Linked DNA regions of Mus musculus: region 1 is linked to region 2. A link is a contact called in ENCODE Hi-C or POLR2A ChIA-PET data. All regions are on one chromosome and are shown on one strand. The core of a region is the stretch at or near the end of the contact, and the rest is flanking DNA. Distances in the headings are between cores, read along the strand shown.

Region 1 (2,700 bases), core at 2-2,501, 42 kb before region 2:
CCAAAAGTCCCCCATACCCTCCCCCACTCCCCTACCCACCCACTCCCACTTTTTGGCCCTGGCGTACCCCTGTACTGGGGCATATAAAGTTTACATGACCAATGGGCCTATTTTTCCAGTGATGGGCTACTAGGCCATCTTTTGATACATATGCAGCTAGAGACAAGAGCTCCGGGGTACTGGTTAGTTCATAATGTTGTTCCACCTATAAGTTTGCAGATCCCTTTAGCTCCTTGGGTACTTTCTCTAGCTCCTCCATTGGGAGCCCTATGATCCATCCATTAGCTGACTATGAGCATCCACATCTGTGTTTGCTAGGCCCCGGCATAGTCTCACAAGAGACACTGAATTATAATTTGAGGTGTTAATATATAAGACAGGACATGAAGCAGGGTTCTTCCAGGGTTGAAGGCCCCTGTTTCCACCAACCTGAGGCCAGTGCTGGGCAGTAAAGGTGGAACTGTGGCTACAAGGTGTCACATGAGTGGGCGAGTCCCCAGGTCTGCATTTTGGGAGGGTGGAGGGTGGGGAAAGCCAGGCAGCGAACACGGAAGCTTGAGATGGAGAGCCAACCACAGCTGCCAGAAAAGCAAAAGAAAACAATGGCTGTTGCGGATTTATTTGGAAAGTGTGTGTCCTCGATGGCTGTTACGGATTTATTTGGGAATTGTATGTCCTCTATCTGCCCAGTGTTGATTCTTTGAATCCATTGCGCATCTTTCTCTGAAGCTAAGAGAAATCTACGATTTGCGCATGTGCCAAGAGCAGACGTGTCTGCTGTTTTAAATCAGTCTGCTGTGGGCACAGTGAGGATGGGTCTCGGACGCCAAGACTTTTGACAAATCAACCCATTCCAGACCTTAATGAGAATATGGTCGCCTCTCTGCAGAGAGTGTAGCTAGGGAAGGAAGTAATCTATTTGTTCAGGGGTATTAGAGAAAAACATCACAAAAGCGACATTTTCTAGCAGGAATGGAAACGGCTGCATGCTTTTTCTTGGTTTAGTCTTCACTCTGACTTCAGTATGTTCTCTCCTGTTCCTTGCTGACGATTTTCGATTTTCGCTAGCTTCGTAGCTATGGGGCCTTAATTAAGGACAGAGTTTATGGTATTTACTTTAGCCTCAGAAATCCCTGGAGAGTGGCTGGGGTGTGAGATGTGAATACAGTCATAGACTCCCTCTCCAGCCCTGCAGCCTGGGCAAGGTGCCCTTTAAAACTGCTGAGCTGAGAGCTTCTCCATCAGGCCCCTAGGGAATTCAAGCTACAGCCCGCCCCTTGCGCTCCTGGGGGCAGCGGGAGCTGAATTGCTTGGGTGGAGGGAGGGTTGTGAGTGGCTTTGGGAATCCTCAGAGACCAGCCACAATGGCTCTGAGCTGGAGACAGCTGCAAGACTCTTCGAGATGTGAATGGCCGGATACAGAAGCAGCCCTGGTTGTGTGGCCACCTGGGCCTCGTTTTTCTTCATGGCTGCGCCATGGTTGTGAAGAGCATTGTAAACAAACGCAGACTGGAGGATATGTCCGTCTAAAACAAAGCAAGAGTTCCGTAGACGGGAGCCTGGAGGGGTCTAGTTCCAAATTAAACCGGAGTTCGGAAGCAGCTATCTTGGGAGCCTGGAGTCAAAGCTTAAGACCATAGCTAGATTTCTGGGCAGTACCTAGGTAAAACACTAAGTGTAATTCTTTGCTAAATCTAGTCTGCCTTGGTTTTTATTAATTTATTTGAAGGGAGAAAAAAAAAAAGCTATCCAGAAACCACAGTCCCCTCGGAGAGCTGCCAGATACGATTAAGGAGATTGGCCAGCTTTTAGGGATTTTCCACTTGTGGTTCTTTTTCCTATTATGTAATAGTAAACAGATATTACTCTTCATATAAGATGGCTTAGTTGATAATGATATTATCAACTGATGCGGAAAATTGATAGCTAGTCGGCACTTCTGTGTGATCCCAGCCGGCAGAGCCTGTCTGGATTTCGGGAGGGAGAGTTGCCTCTTTCTCAAAAGCCATGGGAACCAGACATAGAGCAACTGTGATTTCAGAGAGGCACCATTCATCATGGAAAACCTACTGCTTATATACTGCCATTGTAACTTCCAATTCTCCCAAGTTGGGTAGTGCCTGAGAGCCCAGCCCTTCAGAGGTTAAGGCAGGAGGATTGGAAGGAGTGTAAGGACGCCCTGGCTGAGTGCCAGGGCAGCCTGGGCGACCCAGCAAGAGCTTGTATTAAACAAAACAAACCCAATCCAATACCTCAATCCCCAACAACAAAACAAAGCAAAGAATTAAAAATAAATACATTTTAAAAAAGCCTTTAAATCCTGATATAAACCAGTTTTCTAGTGAAAACATTCAAGCAATTATAAAAGGAAGACCCTGCTCACACCGCCACCCCCACCCCCACCACCAAGTACTTGCAGACTGGGTACCTGATGGCAGACAGGTTACAGGGAATATATGGCCTCTCACGTTGGTGCCCAGAGAGCTATTCCACAGTCTCCAAAACTCTGACAATGCAGTAACATGAACTTATTCTCCTTACCTCAGCTATAGCTGCCAATCACACAACTTTTTTTTTCCCTCTGAACATCTTTATTGTGTATATGAAACCACACGATTTGCTTTTTCTATTTCTTCTATGTCTGTGGACTGTGAGGATAAGATTCACTGCTTGGATTCTTTTAAGGCATAAGCAATATGG
Region 2 (2,700 bases), core at 46-2,545:
CTATGACATTACTAACATTATGAATGAAAGGAATTTAAACAAATGTATACAGCAAATGTACATAGCAGCAGAACCCTCCCCGCACGCCCCCCCCCCCAATCATAGTTTGGGCTATAAAACAGGCTATCCCTTATTCTTTTGGTAAGGGCACGTGTGCTAGGCAAAATTGAGGCAACTTGAAATAGAGGGTTTGAGATGTTGGGAGTCCATCATTTCTGTCAAAGGTCACTCTGGTCCTTTCCTGTTTACCCCAAAGATAGAGATAGTGGCAGAATGGATTTGAGGAGCCAAAGCTGCTTCTAACAATTGAAGACGAAAATGCAGCAGCCCTTGAGACGGAGGGAAGGTGTGGCAAAGTTGAACCCTTCAAAGATAAGAGCGAGAGAGCTACTTAATTAGCCCAGACTAAATTGCTTCTTATTAACTGCACTCGGGCCAGCTGTCTTTGAAACTGCCTTGTAATCCTGGGCATGGCTTTGATTGAGAAATCTCAGTTCCCATCTTAAACCCATTTGAAGGCATCTCGGCCCAACCCCCTTCTTCCAATGCAACTCCTCTGAGCCCCCCCTTTCCATCAACATCTCCCCTACCCACCCCCCAACAAATATGAATCTCAGCAGGGCCAGCGCTCACCTTGACCACTGACACCAGAAGCTCTGCTTTCACGAAGGGCTCAGTAACAAAACCCGAGGCTTACCCTAGGCAAGCCTCCAAAAGCATTTGAGAGAAGCAGCGTAGAAAACAAAAGCAACAACCACAACCTGGGCTTACCCGTTTCTTAAAAAATTGGAACGCTGAGCATTTCTTGACCGGGAATCCATTCATGTCTTTGTTTACCATCTTCCACAGAAGGGACTTCACAGTTATAGATCCAGGGTGGCACCGGCTTGGTTTACTGCATCTGTATCCCGATCCGCCTTCCTGGAGACGGTGAATGAAGACCGAACGGGATGGAGAGGCTAACGGGGCTCAGTTTTTCACTCGCTCATCCTGCTGCGGCAGCGACTGCAGTAACTCGCCCCACTTTCAGAGGCCACTGGCAATGGCTTTTCTCTTTCCATCATTGCTTTGAAACGTAAGCATCACCACAACAGGACCCCGGGGCCGGATGGCGGGATACAGCAAATCTATCCAGAGATGCTCTGGCGGGCGCTCAGGCGAGAGCAGGGTACCGTCCCCGCCCCCAGCTACCGAGCTGCTCCCGGGCTGAGCGGGGAGCGAGCGACTCGCTCTGCTCCAGGTGATGCGCTGCTGGAGGCTGCTGGAGGAGAGCTGTTTTTGATTGTGTAGGTTCCAGTGGGAGCTGTAGTTAAGCAGCTGGGGGAAGGAGTAAGAAAGAGCTGAAGCCGGAGGGAGGGAAGGAGGAAGGGAGAGAGCCTCCTCAGAAAGGTAAATGGAAAGAGAAAGCAAGGCAGGAAGGAGCAAGGATGCATGCATGCATATGTGAGTAAGATCAGAGGATGGTCAGGAGACACAGAAAACACAGAACAACGGATTCCCTTGGGAGGGTTCTTTGAATTGGTTTTTCTTTGCAACAATGTGGTAACCAGAGTAAAATGCAGACCCAATAATGTAATTCTCAATGAAGTTCTTCAGATTCCGGTTCTGATACCAAGCCCCGGAGGCAGGGGGTGGGGGGCATCAAACGTGTTCCTGCCCTATGAAACCTTGAAAAATAAAATAATGTGCCTACACATGTGTAGCAGTGAATGGTCTCTTACTCTGTAGGGTCCTCGGATGCCCTTCCTTCCGCTGTGACATTAGAAGGAACAACTGGGGAGGTAAGCCCACCCTTTTCAACAGAGAAGCCGGCAGTAAGAGAAAATCAATGAACAGAAACAAAGTGTGCAAAACCAATAGGCAGAACCTTGCCCAGACCTTCACCAAAAATTCGTGCTGAATCCATTCAATGCTAAGGGAGTCACAGGAAGCAAGGACGAGTCTTTTTACATGCCCCAACTTATCCTGAACCTCTGCAAAGTGAATTCATTTAACAAAAACATTTAATTATGCGTAGCTCGTTTCCACTTGTGCTCTTTGATGCTGATATTTTATGAGTTTTGTTTTGTTTTTTAAATAGGATTTATAGCAAAAAGGTTTGGGGTCCCTGTTAGCATGTGGTTTTGATCAGCTACTTCACCTCCGGCTGTACTTTGGTCTATGAGATAGACATACACGATCACTCACTCACTCACTCATTCATTCACTCATTCATTAATTCAGCCACTCAATCACTTGTTTGACATCTCATTCTATTCAAATATAGCATTCAAATCCAAAACCAGTAAGCGTTCACTGGTAGGAAATACACTAGAACTATCCTTAAAAATAATTGTTGATTGAGTGCTTGCATGAAACCATGAGTTTAATCCTCAGGACCACAAAACAAGCAAACAAACAAAAGAAAAAACAAAACAGCGACAGACACTGTGGCAACATGGGATTAGAACCCCTGCAGTTGGGAGGTTAAAGGTAGGAGGATCAGAAATGCAAGCTTATCCTCAGAGTTTGAGGCCAGACTAGAATTCATGGGATCCTAGCCAGAAACAACACCCAAACAGAACAATAACAACAACAAAACCCACATTGTTACACCATTTATATGGGAAACGTGGATTAACTGGGGAAGAGGTGCCTGAGTTCCTTTAGAGTATGAGTTTCTATGAGGTGAGATATGGATGAAGTTGTACAAGACACAAG

The links. A loop is a pair of places that touch in the nucleus more often than their neighbours do. ChIA-PET counts read pairs that join two places held with the same protein, here RNA polymerase II (POLR2A).
Region 1: a map of left cerebral cortex shows a loop between it and region 2 (2.1-fold over the local background). The contact joins the enhancer-like site here to the promoter of Sgk1 in region 2. A Hi-C loop is called at or near these places in 1 of 37 maps with a recorded cell type or tissue (left cerebral cortex). POLR2A ChIA-PET finds 5 or more read pairs at or near these places in 1 of 5 experiments (embryonic stem cell).

What each region holds. Positions count from the first base shown.
Region 1 is chr10:21,922,338-21,925,037 of GRCm38, reverse strand. All of the region lies in intron 1 of Sgk1 (serum/glucocorticoid regulated kinase 1), which reads right to left. Among named protein-coding and RNA genes, the nearest start is that of Gm46215, 41 kb to the right of the region's middle. Within about 2 kb of position 1,251, at least 3 of the 3 ENCODE cell types and tissues checked have a DNase peak (open chromatin) inside an H3K27ac peak, as active enhancers do; they include left cerebral cortex, where a contact is called at or near this core.
Region 2 is chr10:21,880,779-21,883,478 of GRCm38, reverse strand. It overlaps Sgk1 (serum/glucocorticoid regulated kinase 1), which reads right to left and starts at 1,295. Exons shown (of 14, transcript NM_001161845.2): 1 at 772-1,295. The coding sequence starts at 840. It overlaps Gm46215 (a long non-coding RNA gene), which reads left to right and starts at 1,201. Exons shown (of 3, transcript XR_001779732.1): 1 at 1,201-1,286; 2 at 1,729-1,781.